Linked DNA regions of Homo sapiens: region 2 is linked to region 1. A link is an interaction called in ENCODE POLR2A ChIA-PET data of the cell type or tissue named here. Cell type or tissue: PC-9. All regions are shown on one strand. Each heading gives the region's core, and the rest is flanking DNA. Links, peaks and the distances in the headings are about the cores only.

The links. ChIA-PET counts read pairs that join two places held together with the same protein. Peaks named below come from ENCODE experiments on the same cell type or tissue, not always from the same donor. Only the 100,000 strongest peaks of a DNase experiment are listed, where the experiment ranks them.
Region 2: POLR2A ChIA-PET joins it to region 1 with 14 read pairs; 4 of 35 experiments call an interaction of 5 or more read pairs at or near these places.

The regions. Positions count from the first base shown.
Region 1 is chr1:167,103,061-167,115,201 of GRCh38, forward strand. It overlaps STYXL2 (serine/threonine/tyrosine interacting like 2), which reads left to right. Exons shown (of 6, transcript NM_001080426.3): 3 at 10,650-10,744. Among named protein-coding and RNA genes, the nearest start is that of STYXL2, 15 kb to the left of the region's middle. RefSeq lists a silencer at 552-846. In PC-9, for the core only: no CTCF peak of the experiment used is centred there; DNase peaks (open chromatin) are centred at 2,401, 4,541 and 6,371; H3K4me3 peaks cover 254 bases; H3K27ac peaks cover 3,145 bases.
Region 2 is chr1:167,155,700-167,167,479 of GRCh38, forward strand. LOC105371601 (a long non-coding RNA gene) reads left to right here and starts at 10,901. Exons shown (of 3, transcript XR_922250.3): 1 at 10,901-11,464. It also overlaps the pseudogene RPS17P6. In PC-9, for the core only: no CTCF peak of the experiment used is centred there; DNase peaks (open chromatin) are centred at 5,762 and 7,392; H3K27ac peaks cover 3,420 bases.

The sequences.
Region 1 (12,141 bases), core at 1,882-9,881:
CTCTTGCTCGTTTCTGTTGGCTACGGGCGTTTCTTGCATTGTGGCAGCATAATTCCAATCTCTGCCACTCCTTCAAAAGGCCGTCTGCTCTGTCTTCTCTTCTCTTATAAGGACACTTGCCACTGGCTTTAGAGTCCATCCTAATTTAGGGTTATCTCATCTCAAAAGCTTTAACTTAATTACTCCTGCAATGATCCTTTTTCCAAAAAAGATTACATTCCCAGGTTTTGGAAGACATACCATTTTGGAGGGCACCGTTCAACTCACTACAGCCCTATATCCAGCCCCTAGGAAACAGAATTTTACTCTTTCCTGTGGAACTAGAACAGAGCCTTGCAAAACTTCACCCAGTGATCCAAACAGCCACTAGCAGCCAGCCAAAATTAGCAGGGATGTACCCTGCTTGCTGTCCTGGCAGGGAGTCTTAACATTTCAAGTCTCATCTGTAAATCTCATCCTAGGGTGAATTAAGAATCTGAGAAAGGGGTGTAGAAAATGGATGGGGTATCAAATCTTCATTTTTGCCTGAGTTAGGCACTAACTTCAAACACCTTAAATTCAAACCTAGCCACTATGAGTCACTCTCTGGAAGAAAATGGGCGGTTAGAGATTCATCCATCTCACAGCTAGGCAAATTTCCCTAAGTGATTCATGAGTTGACACTGAAATTTAAAACCCCCTGTCAGTGGGGGAGCTTGGTGGGGACTTCTCCCTTACCTATAGTCTCCGTCAGGCCTTCCCAGTCACCTAAACAAATACAGCCTAAGAAGTAAGTGCACAGCCGGGCGCGGTGGCTCACGCCTGTAACCCCAGCCCTTTGGGAGGCCGAGGTAGGCGGATCACAAGGTCAGGAGATCGAGACCATCCTGGCTAACACGGTGAAACCCCGTCTCTACTAAAAATAGAAAAATTAGCCTGGTGTGGTGGTGGGCGCCTGTAATCCCAGCTGCTCAGGAGGCTGAGACAGGTGAATGGCATGAATCGGGAGGCGGAGCTTGCAGTGAGCCGAGATTGGGCCACTGCACTCCAGCCTGGGGGACAGAGCCAGACTCTGTCTTGAAAAAAAAGAAGTAAGTGCGCTTGTAATGCAAACCAACCTCTGCCCGTCCCCCCACCCCCCGTCTCTTCCTTCTTAGCTATTATCATCAGTTTTCTCTTCTTTCCAACTAAAGGAGCAAAGGCATTTTTATCATTCTCTTGTTCCTGATTTGAAGAATGGTTTCTACTTGACTTTATATCTTTCCAAGTCAAAATCCGTTCCTTGCTTTGGCTTTTAGATCTGAACTTTTCAAGACTTCGCAGTTTTGTAGAACTGCTTGGTAAGGCTCGATCAGGCTTCCTGTCACGGTGACACTGTTTCCCTTGACCTTCAGTGAATTTCTTTAACTGTGCTCTCCTTTCCCTTCCTGTGGCGAGCAAGCATCTGTGGTGGGTGTGGTAGGAGACAGGGGCATGAAGTGTAATTTCTCTGTGTTTTCGTTATGTTTCTTTGGGAAATGGCTCCTCCTGTCCATCCTTTCTCCTTTACATTTCTTTTTTGGTGAAAATTTCTCCACCTCAGCTCTTTCACTAAGCCTGTTGGAAGCAGCTTGCTAAAAATCTATTTTCTTCCGTTTACTGACTTCTCTTCTTCCTTAGAGCCTGAACTTTGCCTGTGTGTAGTCATTTTCTCTGAAGTCACTGAAAACTTAGAGCTCAGAAACCTTGTCCTTTTTTGCAAAAGCCCAATCAAGAAAGACACCTCCTCCTGGGCCTCTACCTCCATTTCACTTCCAAGGGACTCCTTGACAGGAAGTGATCAGCTATAGGAAAGTCTGGGCTGAAGGACCCCAATTCCACTACATTCCGTGTCTGGACAGCAGGCAACTAGTTTAAAGCAACGGCTTTCAAACTTTGCTGACTATAATCTGCACTATGACAATGCCATTTGCATCTCAACTCAGAGATATATACACATATACATAAATTTTTAAAAGTTCACAAAACTACACTTATCCTTACAATGGGTGGTGCTATTCCCTTTCTTTCCCCTCCTCCTTCCCTCCCTTTCTTCCTCTTTGCCTTCCTTCCCTCCCTCCCTTCCTTCCTTCTTTCCTTCCTTCCTTCCTTTTTTTCTGTTTCCTTTTTTCCTTTCTGTCCCAGATGCTGAACACAACCCACTGAATTGATTTTATGATACATGGATTGGTCAGTCTGCAATTTTGAAAAACGCAGGTCTAAAGCAAGCTGCACCACTCTCCGGCTTTTGGTTAGGAAGTCCATCAAACTCCCCTTTATTGTTCCTCTTTCAATTCAGCCTCAAGGCTTTTTAGCAGCTGCTTCCTGATCCTATGATGAGGTATGTATCGATCCTAGGTCCTTTTTTTCCCTGCCTGTCTTTCTTGAACAGCCAGCCCTCACTGCTTTCTAATCAGGGTGTGAGTGTCATCTCACTCCATCTCAGGTATGCCAGTTGGGACACAGACATAGTCATAAATCAAAACCTCTAGGGCTGCCATCTCACTGACCTTGCAAATATAAACAGGGCCAGTTGTTCAGGTCTCTCCCTCCTTCCTCTTTTCTATTTCTGCAGTCCTCCTTCTCTGTGGAAAACAAGCGTCCGTTTTAGGTCTTGCCCCCACACCTTTCTTTATTAGACTTAATAAACCGTGTCTGTGGCAAACAGTTTTATGACTATTAGGTTTACATCTCCCCCTCATGGCGGCTGACTCGTAAAAGCATTTGTAATCTACATTGTACATTCCACACTGGGTAATACGGAGCAGAGTTTAATGTTGCTCACATTTTAGCATCAGCAGCCAAAGACAGAAACATCGTGGGGCTGAGGAGGAAATCTGTTCTTCATCCCCCCTCTTTTCTCATTTACAAAGCTGCCAGCTTCTCAAGAGTATACCGGGTAGGCTCTTCACGTATGATTTCTCAGGTTTGCTGACTCATTAGCCGAACTTCAATCTTTACCACCCATTAGAAGGAAAGATGTTTCACAGAGATTTCTCTTTTCAAATTCTCCCCTATCAAACCCACAGCCTCAGAGTGTAGGTATATTTAGGACAGATTCTTGATTCTCAGTATTTGTTATTTAAAACCAAATCCTCACAATTTAAAGTCAACGTTATTTAGGGAAAGTGGCAGGATGGAGTGCTCCCGGATGGATAATCCCAGGCCAGGATCCTGGCAGTCCCACCTGCTGAGTTCCTTGCAAGGCCTTTCTGCACACCTGACAGGTAAGGGCGCCTCCTGTGTCTATTTTCAGTCTGTATCAGTTGCTTGGAATACTGATTAGAGATGTGAGAAAGCCTCTTTGGGACACAAAGGAACAAAGAAAACGGACCAAGTAGGAGAAATGTGGTGCTGTGCAAGGAAGAAGGCCTTGTAATCCCTACAGTAATACAATAATTCTCAACATGGATCTGTTTGGTTTGGTTTTGCCCCAAACCTCATTTTACATAATACTGACCCTTAATAAATAAAATGATTAATGTTTTGTTAATAGGAGTATAAATAGTATTAATTACTGAAAAATAAAATAATAAAACTCCCTTAATAAATATTGTTGAAATGGAAAATATGACTGCTCACATTTATATAAAATCTGGGGCTTTGATTCTAGTTTTATGAAATATTGTCATATGAAAACTAGCTGTCCTGAACCCTTGGAGCTCAGAATGTCCACCAGGTCTGTTATAGAGGCAAGGTTTGCTCTACCATATTGGCATTATTTTGTTGTTGCTTCCCATCTGTAACATATTTGCCTCAGTCACTGATATTTATAGGTTGTGTATCACTACTGAGGAGAAGAGTGCCTAAGCATTTGCTTAAAACTTGCTTCCTAGCCCTTGGAATAGCACTATTCCTGTTATCTATTGGTGCTTAACAAATTACCCCAAAACTTAATGACTAAGGACAATAATTTCATTTTGCTCCCCTTTTTGTGGGTCAGGAATTTGGACAGGACTTGACCGGGCAGTTTTTCTGTTTCATATGGCATCAGCTGGAGTGGCCTGATGGGCTGCAAGGTCCATTTCTAAGAGGATCATTCACATGGTTGGCTGTTGGCTGGGAGCTCAGCAGGGACTGTTGACCAGTGGCCTTTCTAGCTTGGTGTTCTGGGGGTAGTCGGACTTCTTATATGGCAGCTCAGGAGTTCCCAGAAAAAGAGTGTCAAGACCCAAAGAAGGAAAGCTTCCCTCAAGACGTGGGTTCAAAAACTGATCAATTATCACTTCCACCATGTTGTATTCTATTGGTCAGAGTAGTCACAGAGACTACCCAGATTCTAGGGCAGTAGACATAGACCCCACCTCTCTAGGCAAAGAGTATCACAGATCTGGGGTGACCATTACTCTACCATAAGAAAAAATTACTAATTGCTAACATAGGCCTCAGATATTGTATACCTCTTGGCCTCTGAAGGGCAGAGAGTAGGCATGGAGAGGACACAGCCAAGATCCTGCTTTTGCTTTGAGACTTACTACTGGTGTCCCAGTAAAATGATGAGCATGCAGCAAACACTTGATAGATCTTATTGCTGATTGTTGTAACTGCCACATTCCCTTAAGTATAGTTCTATTGAAGACATATTCAGTCAGTGAGTCAGAAATTATCTATGAAACATTTACTGTGTGCCAGACATTCTCCTAGGTGCTAGGAACACAATGGTCAACAAAATACCCAGTCATGGTCCTTGCCTTCATAGAGGGTATGATCTAGTGTAGGAGACCAATATTTATCAAATGATTTCATAAATAAGTGTAAAATCACATCTGATAGAAGTGCCATAAAAACAGGTGTATGGTGCAAGATCAAGGAAGACTTCCCTAAAGAAGGGACGATTGAACTAAAATCTGAAAAATGAGGGAAGCAGGAGAGGACTAACCATCAGGCTGCAGAAATGGACTTCTACAAAGTCCCTAGGCAGAGAGGAACTTGGTGAGAATGACAGCCAAAAGAAGACCAGTGTACTGGAAAGGAGTGAGCCAAAGAGAACCCAGTGCAAGTTGAGGCTGGGGAGGAGGAAGGGCCAGAGACTACAGGCCCTTGGAAATCATCAGGTTTGATCCCCTAGGTTGTATGTGGACACCTGGCCCAGCCTTACCATGGTCCATCCATTCATCCAGACATCCAGCTCTTCATCCATCTACCCATCTGTCTGTACATCCACTCACTCAGTCATCAAACCCTGACTGATCACCCTCCATCTGCTAGAGACACAGGTAAATAAGACCACCTAATCCACCTAATCTGTACCTTTATAGAGCTCACTGCCACCCCCACTAGGTGTTTAAGTCTTTACTGTCTTCACCAAGTAATGAGATTCCAAAGATCTCTCTAGTTTTAACACCAAAAGATAATATCCCATGAACTTTACCCTTAATCCACCCCCACTCCCCAATAACGTTTGTTTGAAAATGCATCTTTTCGTCACAGAAAATGCTTGGTGCTAGAATGGAAATGAGCCAACACAACCGCTATCGTAAAACTCTATTATCTTCACCAAACAATGAGATCTCTAAAGGCCTCTCTAGTTTTAACATCCAAAATAATTTGGAAATGAATTAAATTGAGTTGATTAGAGTTATGGGGGGGAAAAATGGCAGATAGGAGGGAGGACTAACTTGCAGCTCCCACTTGGATGAACAGAACAGCATATAGAGACTCACATCATGAACCTTTGCTCCAAGAACTACCACAGGAACATACCAGGAAAACTGAAACAATTCACAGACCCTTTCAAAGAAGCAGCTTGCTTCTGCAAACATCATGAGATAGCCAAAAAACTGTGAATGCCCAAAGTGTGAGAGGGGGAAAGTCTGCCTCCAAACACACATCCTCACTGGGGAACCTGAAAATCCAGATCACAGGAGAAGGATTTAACCTTTCCTAGAGGTAAAATGAATTTAGAGAGCTGAGAAACATATAAAAGTAGAAGAAGCAGCAGGAAGAGCCCTGTAAGCACTCTCAGTCCCCAGGGAAGCCATTTCTGACTTTATCTCACAGGGGTCCTTGGGGAGGGCAGCCAGGGGTATTGGGGAAGGACCACAGGGAGAAGGAAACTTCCAGCTGAACTTTGTAATAATTTCAACCAAGTGTAAATTGTCCAGGGCAGAATGGGGATGGGGGAATGGCAAACAGGAAGTGCAAACAAGAGCACAGAAGCCACCACAGTGGGGTAGTGGCAGGGCCTGAAAGCTCTGCTTGCTTTCTCCTCAGGGAGGCTTATAGCCTGGGGCAAGATCTCATCCCTGCTTACCGGCTGCCTAAATATAAACTCAGTGCTGTTGGTGGGGCACAGTGAAAGTGAGACTGGCCTTGCTGGCTGTGTGGGAGCTGGGTGAGGCACCCACTGCCAGCTTTACCCCCACTTCCCTGGCAACCTGTATGATGCAGCAGAGGCAACCACAATCCCTCTGGGAACATAACTCCTTTGGCCTGAGAACCACACCCTCCATCCCCGACAGCAAGCCCCATCCGAGGAGAGTCTGAGCTCAGACACACCTAACCCTGCCCCCACCTTATGGTCTTTCTCTACATGCCCTGGTAGCCAAAGACAAAAGACATAATCTCTTGGAAGCTCTAAGGCCTCACCCATCACCTGAGAAACCTGAATATTTATCCAGAAGACCTTAGGACAAGTTTGTTTCCCCCCTATACTACCGCAGCTGATGCATTCCTGAAGGTGCCACCTCCTGGCTGGAGGTCAACCAGCTCAAGCCATTACAACAACTCATAAAAGAACAATGCTGCTCTAAGAAAGGAGAAAACAACAGCTAATTCTATCATCTGTAACATCCTGGCTAACCAGAGGTCCTGAGTCTGTCCACATGACAACTTCACTGCTACCATAACCAGCATTTGAGAAAACGAGTGCAGTAAACAAACCTATAACCAAGGACCCTCACAGAGTCCATTTCACTCCCCTACTACCTCCACTGGAGCAGTTACTGGTATCCATGGCTGAGAGACCTGAAGGTCGATCACATCACAGGATTCTTTGTAGACACTCCCCAGTACAAGCCTGAAGCCCTGGTGGCTCCACTGGGTGGCTGGACCCAGAAGAGCAATAATAGTCACTGCAGTCCAGCTCTCAGGAAGCCCCATCTCTAGTGGAAGGAGGAGAGCACCACATCAAGAGAACACCACATGAGACAAAAGAATCTGAACAGTAGCCCTTGAGCCCCAGATCCTTCCTCCAACATAGTCTAGCCAAATGAGAAGGAACCAGAAAAACAATTCTGGCAACATGACAAAGCAAGGTTCTTTAACACCCCCAAAAGATCACATTAGTTCACCAGCAATGAATCCAAACCAAGAAGAAATCTCTGAATTGCCAGAAAAAGAATTCAGAAGATCAATTATTAAGCAACTCAAGGAAGCACCAGAGAAAGGTGAAAATCAACTTAAAGAAATTTGAGAAATAATACAGGATATGAACAAAACAAACTCCAGAAAAATAGATAGCATCAACAACAAAAAAATCACAACTTCTGGAAATGAAAGACACACTTAGGGAAATACAAAATACACTGGAAAGTTTCAACAAAATCAAACAAGTAGAAGAAAGAACTTAAGAGCTCAAAGACAAGGTGTGAGAATTAACAATAGTAATGCCATTTTTCCACCTTGGTGATTGTGTTTTCTACCTTGGTGACAGTGTTTCCAGAAACAAAGCAAATGTCAACCTCACCGGTACCTTTAACGGAGCATAACAATCCTGACCACAACAAAGACTGACTGGCCCTTACCACATCCTTTCCCAGCCCCTTACAGTTCCAACCTTCCAGCACTTCCCCAACCCCTCTCTTGTAGAAACTTTATTATAAAAACCTCAGCTTTAAGCTATCAGGGTCTCCACCAGATTCCTGACGGAAACCCCTTGCAGGCTTATTCCTGTGAATAAACCTGTTTGGCCATTGAGATGCTTTCTCTCCATTGCTCTCTTGTTTTTATTTTCCTAACACCAGGTTTTCAAATTAACCCAATCCAACAAAGACAAAGAAAAAAAGAATTTTTGAAAGATGAACAAAGCCTCCAAGAAATTTAGAATTATGTTAAATGACCAAACCTGAGAATAATCGGTGTTCCTGAGAAAGAAGAGAAATCTAAAAGTTTGGAAAACTTTTAGATGTGGGCATGGATGTGGTGCGAAGGGAACACTTTTACACTGCTTGTGGGAATGTAAACTAGTACAACCACTATTGAAAACAGTAGGGAGATTCCTTAAAGAACTAAAAGTAGATCTACCATTTGATCCAGCAATCCCACTCCTGAGTATCTACCCAGAGGAAAAGAAGTCATTATGTGAAAAATACTTGCACGCATATGTTTATAGCAGCACAGTTCACAATTGTGAAAACATGGAACCAGCCCAAATGCCCATCAGTCAACAAGTGGATAAGGAAAATATGGTACATATATATATATATATATATATATATATATATATATATATATATACACACACACACACACAAATATATATATATACTATGGAATAATACTTAGCCATAAAACGGTCTAAAATAATGGCATTTGCAGCAACCTGGATGGAATTGGAAACCATTATTGTAAGTGAAGTAACTCAGGAATGGAAAACCAAACATTGTATGTTTTCACTTATAAGTAGGAGCTAAGGTACGAGGAGGCAAAGGCATAAGAATGATACAATGGACTTTGGGGACTTGAGGGGAAGGATGGGAGGGGGTGAGGGATAGAAAATTACACATTGGATACAGTGTACACTGCTCTGGTGATGGGTACACCAAACTCTCAGAAATCACCACTAAAGAACATGTCCATGTAACCAAACCTGTTCCCCAAAAACCTACTGAAATATAAAAAAATGAGTTGATTAGCAGAACAATTATTTTGTAGTAACCATCCACAAATTGTTGTCCAACTTCAGGAGAATGCTGTGCCCAGTGTCAGCCAGGCCATGGAGAAGGAAATAACCTTGCCAGGAGAAAGGAGTAGCCTGTGAATCTACTCAGGATATGGCCAGACCCGCCCATGCAGCCTCTAGTGAACAAAGCTCACCCTTAATCCACCCCACTCCGCAGTCATACATATTTGAAAATGCATTTTTGGTCACAGGAGTACTTGGTGCTAGAATAGGAATGAGCCAGCACAACTGCTATCAGAAAACTCTCAGATACTATGGATGATGATGCCACATCATGCTGTCCCTGAGGTTGCCTAGGCAGGTCTGGCCATGTCCTGGGTAGAGTCCCAGGCTACTTCTTTCTCCTGGCAAGAGCACTGGGCTTGCTGACACTGAGCACACCATTCTCCCTAGGGTGGACTCTGATGTTGTGGATGCACGAGAGAATTGTTCTACTAATCAATTCAACTTAATTCAATCTCAACTTGTCTCAGCTCAAGTTAGCTTTGTTCAGCTCATCGGGATTCTGCTCAACTCAACTTTACTCAGCATAATTCATCTGATGCATGCATCTAGGCTTCCCATAAAGCATTTCTTAAGTACTTACCTGTCAAAGTCTGCATTGAGTCTGGGAATCCAGCTGGGGTTGCTTCCACCAACCAATCCACCTCCCTGTTCTAATCTAAATGGTATCTGTGTATTGTGGAGAGAACACTGGACCTACAGCAGGACTGCCCTATGTTCTCAACTTAGCCCTGCCATTTACTTACTGCCTTAGGCAATTTTCTTAACCTTTCTGAGCCACAATTTTCTCATCGGTAATGCAGGAATAAAAATAATACCTAATTTGTGGAGGGTTTGTCAGAATTAAATTCATAGAAGGCACTCACAAATGGTATCCATTAAATCCTCCCTCTATGGACCTATAGGAAAGACTAAGCAGAAAAAAGAAAATGACCCAAAGCTCATCTGAACACCTGGAGAACAGGACAACTCACTAGAAAGTTGTTTACTAGTGAACTATGGTGTGGTCCCATCCCCACCGCCATAGTGCAGTCCCAGGTCTTGTGTCTGCTGTAGATTCTCCATGTTCCTAAAGGTCTTTTTTGACAACTGCACCGAATTATTTTTGGGAAATTGCCATGACATTTACCCAAGTTACTTTCTTTGCATCCCTGGGCTCAACCTGACTCTCGATTTCATGTGCTCAGAATCAGTACCCGTGCATTTGAGTTCATCTTTAGCATTGCACTTGGTGCTATGCCAGTTCTTCATCATTAGCCCATTCCCTTACAAACAGGGAGAAGGAATGGAGAACAAAGGGAACAGAAAGAGTGGTGGCAACCTATTCAGCCCAGCAGTCCAGCAGAAGACTGGCAGAGGCAAAATTAAGGACACCCTGTAGATTGATAGCAGAGGAAAAGGAGACAAAATTTTTAAAATGAGCAGCGGGACATCCAAGAAAGTGAAGCCACATCAGGGTGGGTTCCCCCAAGCGTAGATGTACGCTCTTGCCTCCACAACATAGACCACCATGTCATTAAACATCACACACCATCAGTGCCAACTGTGATCTGAAAATGGGTGGGCATCTGAGTCACATGATACCCAGTGTTCTGTATTCTTGGGTCCTTAAACTTAGGAAGGCTTTGCCTTGATCACTCGTTGTTCCCCACTTGTTGCTAAAATCAAAGCCAGGTTTCTCATCTAAAAGAATGCCTTCAGTTCAGATGCTACAGGCTTATCTCACGTGAATATCCTCTTCCCTTAGGTATTCGATGGTCTCAGATGCAGAAACAGAAAGCATTTTCATGGAACCCATTCACCTCTCCTCAGCCATTGCAGCCAAACAGATCATCAATGAAGGTAATGCAATCAAAAGCTGGGTGGAAGCAAAGTCCAGTGGTCATCTGGAGACCCTTAGAGGGGGGCCATTGGAAGACGTCAATGTGCCTCTCAGGTGCTGCCCATCACGTTAGGAAGAGCAGATCTGCAGAAGGCAGTTCTGCCAACCCTACCTCCTCAACTTTGATAGGATGGAAGTGGAAATAATTATGCATCAGTGTGAACAGGGACAACCAGAGAGGCAGCACCAATCTGTCCCTAGGGCCTCCTGCTCAATTTTTGGTTACCTCAGGGGTCCTGAGGTGGCTTATGGCAGAGGCACAGACCTGAGAGCCCGAGAAATGGCCAGAAGCATCCAGAGGGTTCTCTTCCAAGGGAGTCTAGACTTAGACCTGCACTTCCACCAGTGCTTAAAGATGCTTCAAACTGAAGGATGCATGGGGAGGAGGGAAAGGCTTGGGTGGGGAGCACCCAATATTCAATATGTTAATATTTACACAGTAAAATTTTGAAGCAGACAACATATAGTTATTTTTCACTCAAAGATACTTATCTGGATTAGATGAATTTTTTTCTAATCAATTTTAAGGAAATAATCTTTTGCAATTTCTTTCTTCCCCTTTCTTCTCCCTTCTCCCTGGGTAGCCTCACAACTCTGGTGAGATGGGGTGGAGTGGGATAAAGTGCACACTGATGAAGCAGGGCCCAGCTGGCCTTTGGGCTTAATCTCTCAACCACCGCTGGTGGCCACAATCCTTTCCTTGGTCTTTCATTATTAGAATCACATGCTACTCTTTGTCCATTCTAACTCTGGTACTGGTCCCCTGACCCATTTGGGTCTCCACCAGGGTCTCTAGAGGACATTTGGACCTCTTGCACACTTCACATAGAACCAGAAATTTGACTTGCTGTTGCTCACTGTTCTGGGCACTCTAGGAGGCCCCATCTTCTCAAAGACCCATCTGCTTTGGGGGATTTTTTTTCTTTTTCTTCCATACCTGGGGTCTCTGTTGTCTTGCTCCAAGATATCTTGTCCCAAGATATCTTGCCCACTAACCCAGGCAGTGTCTTCACCCTGGTCCAGTTCTCTCTGAATTGCTCCCAGCACCACTATAGCTCTAGAAAGTCTTTTCTTCCTCTTTTGTGGTTGGAAATTTCCCTAACCTTCCACTCTGCATCATCTCTGCTTTGTGCTTCATTCTGTGGACCATTCTCCATGTTTTGGTTCTTGATAAGTAAAAGTCCAGCTTTAGGAATTGAGGGGAGAAAAAAAATAAAAAACATTTTCTCTCTTTGAAAGCTTCACTTTCAAGTCTATAGAATGCTATGGACATTCAGTCTAGTTTGAAGCCAAAAGATGTGCAATGCCTTGTTTTATCCTGGCTCTTTTCTATTCTTCCCTTCTCTGGGGGCATCAA
Region 2 (11,780 bases), core at 2,474-10,473, 53 kb after region 1:
TAATTTTTCACAGCATCTGTGAGTAATGGCCAGACCCAGGTCTGTTCTGAATTCATCCCCATTGGCTCCGCACCTTTACTTTATGTTTCTACAATCTATAAAACATAGTGAAGGAAGACTCTGCATGTAAATGGTGGGCCTAAAATAATTGCAAACAGGGAGAATTGAATATTTTTCTTACATATTTTATATAAAAGCCCTGAAGTGATAGCCTGTGTATCCAAAGCCCCCTCGGCCTGGAGTGCTAAGGCAGGTCAGGTGAACAGACATAAGCAGTATTTCTCTGGCTCCAGCTTGAACCAGCTATTGCGGGCCTTCCATCTTTCCATGCTTCACCCCCCACCCCCACAGCCACCCCCACCCCACCAGTTATTTAGGGGAGGTGCCAAGGAGTTCTTATGTGCTGATGAGGAGGTCCTCTCAGCTGTTCCTGCCATTGTCCTCCCTGTTTCACTCCTGTCTTAGTCTGTCTGTGCTGCTATAATGAAATACCTGAGACTCAGTAATTTATAAAGAACAGAAGTCTATTTCTCACAGTTCTGGAGGCTGGGAAACCCAAGATCAAGGTGCCAGCAGATTCAGTGTCTGGTGGGAGGTGCTTTTTGTTTCCAAGATTTTGGAATCTTAGAATCTTGCTGCTGTGTCTTCACATAGCAGAAAAGATGGAAGGACAAGGGCGCTAGGGCTTTCCCTTCAACTGCTTTTATGAGAGTACTAACCCATGAGGGCAGAGTCCTCAGAACTTAATCACTCTCGGAAAGCCCCCACTTCTTAATACTATCACATTGGGTATTAGGTTCCAGCATATGAATTCTGGAGGTACACATATGTTCAAACCACAACTTCCTTCAATTCTATCTATGCTTCCCTGTGAAGCAAGGAAGGGCTGGCACTGAAGGTGGTCCTGTCCATGCCAAGGGCAGCCTTCTGCTGCTGGGCCTCTTCCCGCTGCTTCTCCAGCTGGAGCCAGAGCTTTGGGCACAACCCCAGGCCCTCTAGATGCCCTGGATCTCCAAGTGCCAATGCAGGGCCTCGCTTGCCGTCACCCCTGACTTGACATGTTCTGCACAAAAAGGCATGTGAGGAGCATCTCTCCCTTCTCCTTTGCATCACAGTAGACACAGGGCCCTGTAGTGCTGCCTCGTGTTTCCCAAGAGTTCTTGCATCGGTCTACAGTCAATTAAGTCTCTAGATGAGGGAGTGATCATTGCTATGCAGAACCGGAACATAAATAAGCTCAGGGTGCTGCAGTGAATCAGAAAGTGAGGCAGAAACACCTAACCAAAAAAGAGAGGCCATGTACACAAGGTTAGCGATGGGCTCTTATCTACCCCTGGCCTGTCCTGCTCACCCTGAGGGAGATGAAAGTGAGTATTACCATTAAGCCATGCTGAAGAATATAGGTTAATTTTGTAGTCAGAAAAAAAATGGTGACATTTCAAACCATCATTGTAATAAAACAATACATTTATTTATTTAATTCAATGCTTATAGTCACATTATACAAATTGCCATCAGGTCACAGGTCTCAATAGTGTGGGTACAGTCACTCTCAATGAATCATTTTGCTGTCTCCATAAAGTCACAGGTGAACAAAGGCCTTTAGATAGTGTAGGGAGAGACACCAGATCCAACCGGACACAACTAAATGACATGCAACATTTCATTACCCTGAGTGGGCAGGTCAGAAAATTAGCTTTCTATACACAACTCCCTCTTCCCATACCTTCAGAACAGGGCCTCAGTGGGAAGAGGGGGCAGTTAGCTTTACCCGAGCCTGCCCCAGGTTCCATTTCTGGTATCAAGGACTTTTCAACCCCTCCCTAACTTTCATGTATCTATGAATAATCACATGCATGTGCACGTGCACACACACACACACACACACACACACAATTTCACCCTGGCCCAGACAATTTCCAAGGCTGCTGGTCAACCCTGGTGCTGGTTTCCTGATTAACAGTTGCTCACTCCGGGCTTTACCTTGTAAACCTAAGGAATTGTCCCTGGTTCTGCTCTGCTGCTTTAGGAAGCAGAGAACCTCTGTGCAGGCTGGAATCTCACCTTTCCAACATCATTTCCAGACAGGATTCACCAAGGACATCTGTGTCCTGTGGGAAGTCCAAACTCCCATTCTGCAGGTATGTCTAATTTATTTCAGCATGCAGCTGTCCCTTTTCTGTGAAATTTTTCTTTTATTCCATGTGTCTTTCTCTGCCTTGCCCTCTCAGTCTCACCCTTCCTTCAAACTAAGTTAGGAGAGGGACTCTGCTATTTATGGTTGACCTTACCCTGTGCTTTGTAAGGTATGCTAAAGGATTTTCTCCCCACCCTTGCCAGTGAATTTTAAAATTAATTTTAAAAGAGAATGCAATTTCTGAGGCTGTCCTTCCTTGAAGGACACTTTTTATTCCCTCGGCAGAATGTGTACTGGGGATTGGGCTATAGAAAAAAATCTTCTGTGCCTCTGTTTTATTTTATTCCTGGGGTGGTTTGGAGGATGGGTGATCTGATGACACAACTGACTTCACAAAGTGTCCTCCTTCTCTGTCGGAGTTCAATTTACAACATAATCGGGCTTGGCAAGGGATATCCTGAAACAGCAGTAACCCTCTCTATACAAAACATCACTTTGCCTCAGGCCAAGCCTATTCACCTTCATGGTTACTTTTAGACAGTGTCTCGTATCTTGTGTACAACTATAGTACTTGGTCCCCAGTGATTAAAAAGAACTCAGGGTTTGTCTACACACACACACACACACACACACACACACACACTCAGACTCTGGCTGAGAGAAGTGTGCCTTCCAGAAGTGCTCCTTTCATTGCTGCCCAAATCCAAACCTCTTCTTTGAGAAGGGAAGGGCACAAGAAAGGAGGTACCTGAACCCTTCTCTGAGTCAGGTGCCCGTGGTTTCCTCCACCTTCCTGGTGGAGGCCTAGAGTCGGAGTGGGAGAGGGAAGTGGTCAGAGAAGAGGAGAGAGCTATGTTGAAAGACAGCTGGGGAGAAAGCAAGCCCTCCACTCCCCTCTGCCCCTTAGTCCATGCTAAAACCCCAGAGTACACCAGCAGGAAGTGGAAATGGGCAGTCCTGCTGTTTCCAGGTTCTGGTGGGCACCTTTCCACATCCTAAACCAAAATATGTGACATGGACTGTCTGGATTTGTTCTGAAGAGGTGGTAGGTCCATTTGTTCATGGAAATCCTGACAGGGTCAGCTGTGAATCACACTGATGCTGGTGTAGGGTTAACACCATGGAGGTTGCAGGGGCCTGTGCTCTTGCTATACTTCCCTCATAGCCCTCTCTGTTATTTACTTAATTTCACATTTGTTAGTCGTGGGTTTGGGTAGGGCAGGAGAAGCAATCATTTCCATTTACTACCAACCACATAGCACACAAAACCAAATGTAGACCACTCCTTAGTCACCGCCCACTGTTTCTGATGGCACAGGGACATTCTAGGATGGGGGATGAGATATCCATCATTCAAAATGAGCCCAGAGGGCCACCGCTGGAAATACATGTGGTTGGCTGAATATAAGTGTCTGACTGTATATTTTTTAAGATAAACTTTTTGTTTGTTTTGTTTTGTTTTGTTTTGAGACAGAGTCTTGCTCTGTCACCCAGGAGGGAGTGCAGTGGCACAGTCTTGGCTCACTGCAACTTCCACCTCCCAGGTTCAAGCAATTCTCCTGCCTCAGCCTCCTGAGTAGCTGGGATTACAGGTGTGCACCACCATACCCAACTAATTTTTGTATTTTTAGTAGAGACATGTTGGCCAGGCTGGTCTTGAACTCCTGACCTCAAGTGATCCGCCCACCTCGGCCTCCCAAAGTGCTGGGATTAGAGGCATGAGCCACCGCGCACGGCCAAGATAAACTTTAAAAAGAAAAAAAGACTTTAATTAGCTGGAAATCCACTAACCAGCACTCTGACTTAATTAGGACTATAAACTATCAGGAAAAGAAACAAATGATAACAAAAAAAGATAAAAATAATAGCTATTTATTGTGTCACTTCCATATGCCAGGAAGTTATTGCGTATACTTTTTACACCAACCCTGGGGAAACTCTAAATGTCAAAGAGGTTAAGTAAGCTAGCTAAGAGCATACCTCCATTTACAAGTGAGTCAAAACTCAACCTCAGGTTCTATGCTCTACAGAGCTATTCTATACGCCTAAGTTTTGTCGTGTATTGCCATAACAAAATACCTGAGAATGTGTAATTTAAAAAGAAGAGAGGTTTATTTGGCTCACATTTCTGATGGCTGGAAAGTCCAAGAGCATGGCACTGGCATCTGCTCTGCTTTTGGTGAGGGCCACGTGCTGTGTCCCAACAGGGCAGAGAAGCAGAAAGGCAAGTGGGTGTGTTCAAAGAGGGCAAAACCTGAGAGTCAACCCTGCTTTGTAACAAACCGCGCTAGTGGGAACTAATCCATTCCCAGTAGAACTAACCCAGTCTTGGAAGAAAGACATTAACCTATCTTAACGACCTAATCACCTTTTAAAGGTGCCATCTCCCAGCACTGCTACATTGGCAATTAGATTTCAGCATGAGTTTTGTCAGAGACAAACCACATCCAAACCACAGCACTTTATATATCTTGCTTTTTTTGTTGTTTGTTTTGTTTTTTGTCCTGAAGCCCTAAATGTGAAATGGGTAAGACTTTTACAGCTACTAGGGTAGTCATTAGCGCTGTTTATCAAATATTTTTGGATTGCCACCTTCTGAACATAGAGAAGGACAATATTTTCCAGCCCCCTCGTGAGTGGGACACTGTGGCTGATACAGGTCAATATGCTCTGAGTGGAAATAATAGAAGTGATGTGTGTCACTTCTGAACTGGGGCATTTAATCATTAACAGGAGACTCTCCAGAGCTGTCTTTCCTTCTGCAAAAAGGCAAGTTCCAGCTCCATCAGCATAGGTCTTGAAGTGAGGATGATTTTGAACCAAGCCTCAGCTGCCCCATGTATGCTATGTGCCTGAGAGTTGGGGATTATCTGATACTGCAGCATAATCTAGCCTATCCTAACTGATAGGATCACAACCTAAAGAGTGCAGAAATATATTTTTATTTCCTCGTAACTAACTTAACTCACAAGCCCCCAATTCCACCAATAGTAGAAAATTCAGTGTTGCCCATTCAACTCACTTTGAGTATAGTTCTCCCCCATTTTTTGAGGAGAGAATACTTAGTCAATTCCAAGTTCCACCCCTTGGAACAAGGCTGGCAGAGTACATCTAAGTTTCAGGTAATGAAGGAGGTAAAAATAGTAGTTAAGGTTTTTTTGGTTGTTTTTGTTTTGAGATGAAGTCTCACTCTGTCACCCGGGCTGGAGAGTGCAATGGCAAGATCTCAGATCACTGCAACCTCCACCTCCCAGGTTCAAGCAATTCTCCCACCTCAGCCTACCGAGTAGCTGGGAATACAGGCATGCGCCACCACGCACGGCTAATTTTTTGTATTTTTAATGGAGATGGGGTTTCACCATGTTGGCCAGGCTGGTCTCGAACTCCTGACCTCAAATGATCCGACCACCTCAGCCTCCCAAATGCTGGGATTACAGGCGTGAGCCACAGTGCCTGGCCAAGAGCAGTTAAGTGCCCCATAACAAAGAGAGGCACTGGAGGTTACCTTTGTCCCAGGGCTGTCTTCTCATCTGCAAGCCATCACAGCTACGTGGCTCTTTCCTCTCTACCTTTGTGGTGGATGTGTCAGAGGCATGTGAACCAGAGTGACTCCATCTTGAATAGGGGCTGGGTAAAATAAGGCTTAGACCTGCCGGGCTGCATTCCTAGGAGGTTAGGCATTCTTAGTCACAGGATGAGATAAGAGGTTAGCACAAGGTACAGGTCACAAAGACGTTGCTGATAGAAGGATGCAGTAGAGAAGGCGGCCAGAAGCTACCAAAACCAAGATGATGATGAAAGTGACCTCTGGTCATCCTCACTGCTCATTATATGCTAGTTATAATGCATTAGCATGCTAAAAGACACTCCCACCAGCACCTTGACAGTTAATAAATGCCATGCCAATGCCCAGAAGTTACCCTATATGGTCTAAAAAGGGATGGAACCCTCAGTTCCAGGAATTGCCCACCCCTTCCCGGAAACCTCATGAAAAATCCACCCCGTTTAGCATATAATCAAGAAATAGCCAACCAGCAGCCCTCAGGGCTGCTCTGCCTATGAATTAGCCATTCTTTTATTCCTTTACTTTCTTAATAAATTTGCTTTCACTTTATGGATTCCCCTCTAATTCTTTCTTGCGCAAGATCCAAGAACCCTCTCTTGGGGCCTGGATAGAGAGACCCCTTTCCAGTAACAGATATCTGCAACACTGCCAAGGCCTCTGAACATGAGGCACGCTACTCTGCTCCCTCCTCATCTTAACCCAAGGCCTCTAAAGTTTCTAGCCCTCTCACAATATTTCTCCCTCCCCCACACCAGATCTCTGGACCTCAAGGCTGCTAGGACACTGTGAGGTAGTCCTCGAGTAACTCACTCAAGCAGCTACAGTGACTATTGTTCTGGCATCATGTGTGCCTCTCTAAGGGCCTGTCTGCCTAGGCTACACCTTGGGGAGCAAGGCATGAGTGCCCTCTTGCCTCAGGCCCCACTCCCATCAAACCTATCAGAGGTTTATTTTTGTTTGTTTGTTTGTTTTGTGCCTTTGTCCCAGGTTTATTGAAAATATTACAGTATTGCAGAAAGATTCAAACAGGTCCCCTAGGCGTTTTGAAAGTCATCCGAACTGTAGGCTGACTGACCTGCAGGTTGGACAGACTGCCAAATGCTGAAGTCCAAAAGCATTTTCTTAGCGTTAGGATGTACTTCAATGATCTCCTGATCCAGGGCTGAGACCTCGGGAACATAATTGTCTCTTTTTTCTCTCTCTTCCTCCTGCAGCTTGATGGAGATACCTCTTACTGGTATCTTACCCCTCTGAATCCACTTCACCAGATGCATGACATAGCCTGCTATCTTGTTGTGGAGCTTCTCGCTGGGGATAATGGCGATCTCCTCGCACACGCGCTTATCCGTGTGGAAGTCATTGCCCAGGCGCGTGTAGTACTTTTCTGTGACGACCTGGGCCGCCTTCTTCACGGTTTGGGTGTGAACGCGGCCCATGTTGGCTGGTCCTTGGTAAAAGAGGCCCTATCAGAGGTTTCTAACACACATTTTCTACACCCCACTGCTGGCATGAAGCCAACAGGGGTAGGGGGAGAGGGATTAGGACTCTGAACATTCTCACAGGGAAGCTCAAGGTATCTTGCTCTCCTGCTTTCCTTTCCCAACTCTCAGGTCCCTCCCCTTTTGGAATGTAAAACTATCTCTTACAACAGAGCTACTCAAAGTGCTGGTTGGCAACAAGCTAAGTCTGGTTGGTGTCAGCACATAAATCACCGTATTGCTTCCTTCATCAAGAAAGTCTTGCTACCAAAAACACACACACACACACACACACACACACACACACACACACACAAATCAACAACAGTGCCAACTGAACTAAACAGTGTTCATAGTGATAAAGTTGATTTACATTCTGGAATAGGCTTCTTATCTCAGTAATAAACAGGTCTCAGGAGGCAGCTGAGTCTTGTACATTCCTACCTATTCTGTGGTTTGTGGATAAATTTTATGCCCAGCTTCCTTCCGGTTTCAGCTTTTGATGTTCAAAGCCAGCTTTTGGAATTTAAAAAACCTTTCCACTCTCTGGTACCTTGTCTTTCAAGACTATTGTTTCAGCTATGAGTTTCAAACAACCCCATTCAACAATTCAATTGACTCCTTTGTTCCAGCCTGTATCTGCCCTTGTCCTGAGAATATTTTTTTTAAATCATTGCTGTGAGACTGGTAAGGAAAAGATAATAATTCTGCCTCTGCGCTGTTCAGCTTTTTAATGTATTTCCTGTCTCCCTGGCTAGAACATCGCATGCTTTTTAAGGTTGAGTTTTATTTTATAAAGAAGAATTAATTCTCTCAGCATTCAGATTAATCAAAGTTTGCCTAGCTCTTTGTAAAAATGACTTTTTAATTACTAGTCATTTTGAATCTGCTCCCCTCTAACAGCACACATAATCAAAAAGTCACTCAATTAATGTGATGTTTATTAAGAATGTGTAATGATATGAGTAAATGCTTCTTATAATATGAACTGAAAAAAGTGGGTTACAATGTTGGGTTGCAGTGTGCATATAAGTTTTAAAATAACAACAAAAGGTCTAGGATTAGGAAAAAAACAATAGAAATAAATGCATCTGTTTATATTTTTAATTTATATAATATCCTTTAATAGAAAAATAATTTTAATTTTTTAAAAAAGTGACTGCACTTCCCTATTGACTTATAACTTGGGAAACACATTAGTCTTGATTACATTTTGCCTTACATTATTCTTTTGTTGGTTTATCTCCCCAGCCTCTGCTTTAAGAATCTTCTCTGCAGTATTTTAACCTTCAAAAGCAATTGAACTCCTCAGTTGTGGTGCTTTTTTTTTTCAGACGGAGTCTGTCTGTGTTCCCCAGGCTGGAGTGCAGTGGCACGATCTTGGCTCACTAAAACCTCCGCCTCCTGAGTTCAAGTGATTCTCCTGCCTCAGCCTCCTGAGTAGCTGGGATTACAGGCGCCCACCACCACACCTGGCTGATTTTTGTATTTTTAGCAGAGATAAGGTTTCACCATGTTGGCCAAGGCTGGTCTCAAACTCCTGACCTCAGGTGATCCACCTGCCTCTGTCTCCCAAAGTGCTGGGATTACAGGTGTGAGCCACCGTGCCCAGCCATGGTGCATTATTATTTTATCAACCCAGTGAAGAGCCCCTCTCTACATTCCTGATCCTCATTTCTACCCAACCTCCAGGTCCCCATATGCATTACTTGTCTGGCAATACATGTGCACCCTCCCTCACTGCATATGTATTGCTGATCCATGTGCAAACATGCTTCCAGTGTGCATGAAGGCTCAGTGCCATCCTATGCCAACCATCTCCTACTTTGCTCATCCAATGCCTTATTTTCAGGATTTTTCCCATCACCAAACCCTTGTTGTTTCCTATCTCAAAGAATAGTGAGGCATCTCAAACCCCTTACACAGACTGTGAAGTATTTGGAATGAAATTTATGAGTGACCTCCACCCTGAGATTACACACTGCTACCAGGCCTGTAGAATGTTTTCTAAAGCTTTATTGCAATATATTTTACATAGTACAAAATTCACCTATTTAAATGGTGCAATTCAGTGGTTATGTGCACACTGCAACCCCACATTATAACCCACTTTTTAAAGTTCATGTTATAAGAAGCATTTATTCATGTTATTACACATTCTTAATAAACATCACATTAATCTGATGACTTTTTGATTATATGTGTTGTTAGAGGGGAACAGATTCAAAATGGTAATAAAGAGTCATCTTCACAAAGAGCTGGGCACACTTTGATTAATATACTCCAAGGTTGTACAACTATCACCATTAGGTAATTCCAGAATATTTTCATCACCCCCAAAAGGAACTCTAAACCCATCAGCTGTTATTCCCCATTTATCTCTCCTCCCAAACCTTGGCAACCACTTTTACTCCCTGTCTCACTGAATTTGCATACTTTGGACATTTCACATACGTGGAATCATACAATATGTTGTCATTTATAACTAGCTTCTTTCACTTAGCATAAGGTTTTCAAATTTCACCCACAATGTAGTATTTCATTTAGTATTTTATTCCTCTTCCTGTCAGAATAATCTTCCATTACATGAATATACCATATTTTGTTTATCCACTGGGCTTGTAGAATTTAAAACAGCATCACTTTTAGTACCTAAAGCATAGTCAATTTCTGTCACGTAATTAAGATAATTATGTCTTTTTAAAAATAATAATAATTTAGGTATCTTAGCAAATGAAGAGAAAAAGGAAGAGAAGATATTTAGGAAAAACATAGGAAATTTCTATATTTTTCTATTCTTTCAGAAAAACAGAATTCTATGCAAGCTAGAAATGTTTTCTCACTTTTTCCCTGTGCCTACACATCTCTATACACCTTCCTAATCCTGAAAACCCAGAACACAGCTTTATGCTGGCTTGGTACTGAATACCCAGTAAGTGTTGAATAGGAAGGAAGAAAAGAAGGAAGGAAGGAGATTTTAAAAAGAATGGATATTATTTAAAAAAGGAAACACTTGGAAAAAATTATTTCCACCTTGCTCTTTCTTCTCCCCGAAGCCTCCCCCAATCTCCACCTTGCTAGTCTTCCTTTTTGCGATGCAAATGGTTGAGCAGACAGTAGTGGGGAGAGCTGCAGGAGAGGTCAGCGGTTAAGCTTAATTACAAGTAAATACAATTTCTCTGGGGTTGCTGTGGAAAGGAGAGCAGATAAGATCAGCGAAAAGTACTTGGAGGGCCTTGGAAGACAGCCCCTCTGCAAATATAGGATTGGCTTTTATTGTTGTTGCTGCTAATAAAACAGATGTTCTCAAAGCATTCCTCCAACCAGTGAGAGGGCTGGGGAAATCGCTATGTCTTTACTGGTTGCTGAAACCAAATAAAAATCAAATTAAAGTTTAATTCACCTCATAATTTTCTTCATGGCAGGTCTGCTCAGCAGCCTTGAGGCAGCGCCAATGTCCTCCTCCACTGTGGCGTACATCACCCTCAGCCCGGGGACCCCAGAGGTCAGCTGCACATTTCCCTCGTGGGTGTTTGCAGCTGAAGAAAAGGCCCAGGCTAAGACGAAAGGGTGTTGGGAGCTGCTGGAAGATACCAGAAAGGCCTTCCCTCCTCTTCCCGTCTCCAGGGTCTCCATGGCAACGGGGGGAAAGCTGCTAGGTATTCCAGCTATGTGACCCGGGCCATGTATATTACCCAGCCTCCTGAGGGGTGCCAGACCATAAACACTGAGCCGCCTGCAACCACAGATGTCATGCTCCCTCCTATGCTCCTCATACCCAGGACAGTGTCTGTGATAAGGAGGGCTCGAGTAACATTTCATGCACCCATGCAATAAAGTTTCCTATTCAGTTAATATGAGTGAGGGAATGAACAAATGAAATAATTTTTTCCAAGTGTTTCCTTTTTAAATAATATCCATTCTTTTTAAAATCTCCTTCCTTCCTTCTTTTCTTCCTTCCTATTCTTTGACACACAAATAATGTAAAACTTCCCAGGGCACTGTTCCAACTCTAACAGATGATTCCCCACGTGCTAGGAGTTAACAGCTTGCTACTGACTGTAAACTCAGAGTTGGGTTTTGCAGTTTTTAGATATATTGAGTGCTCTACAGATGCAAAGCAGTGACCTCCTCATCTAAATCAGACAAATGCAAAGATAAGGAGAAGATCATGAGGAAGCCAAGAGGTGGACAAACACAAACGCCCAGAAGAGTCTTCCAGGTCAAGAACTGTCTGGAGAAAAGCCATTGCAGTGACATGAGAATGTCAGAAGTAAAACCGAGGTAGGACCACACATTCTCTTTTGAAATTAGCCCCTGCTCATCCATTCATTTAACATTTCAGTGCCTACGAAGTGGACAAGACCATGTGGAGATGAATGAGACCACAAGCCCCTCATGAGACTGTGAGGGGCCTGCAGACTAGTAGGGGAGGCTGATGTGGAAATGAATTGTTACCTTACAAAGTGGCAAAGGCTGCAGGACTTAACGTCCAGGTGGTGCTGGGAGATGCTCCCCAGAGGAAGCAATGGGGAGATTCCTAGCAGGAATGACCTGACTCAGTCTGGGTCTTATAGAGTAGAGTCAACATCAGAAGGGG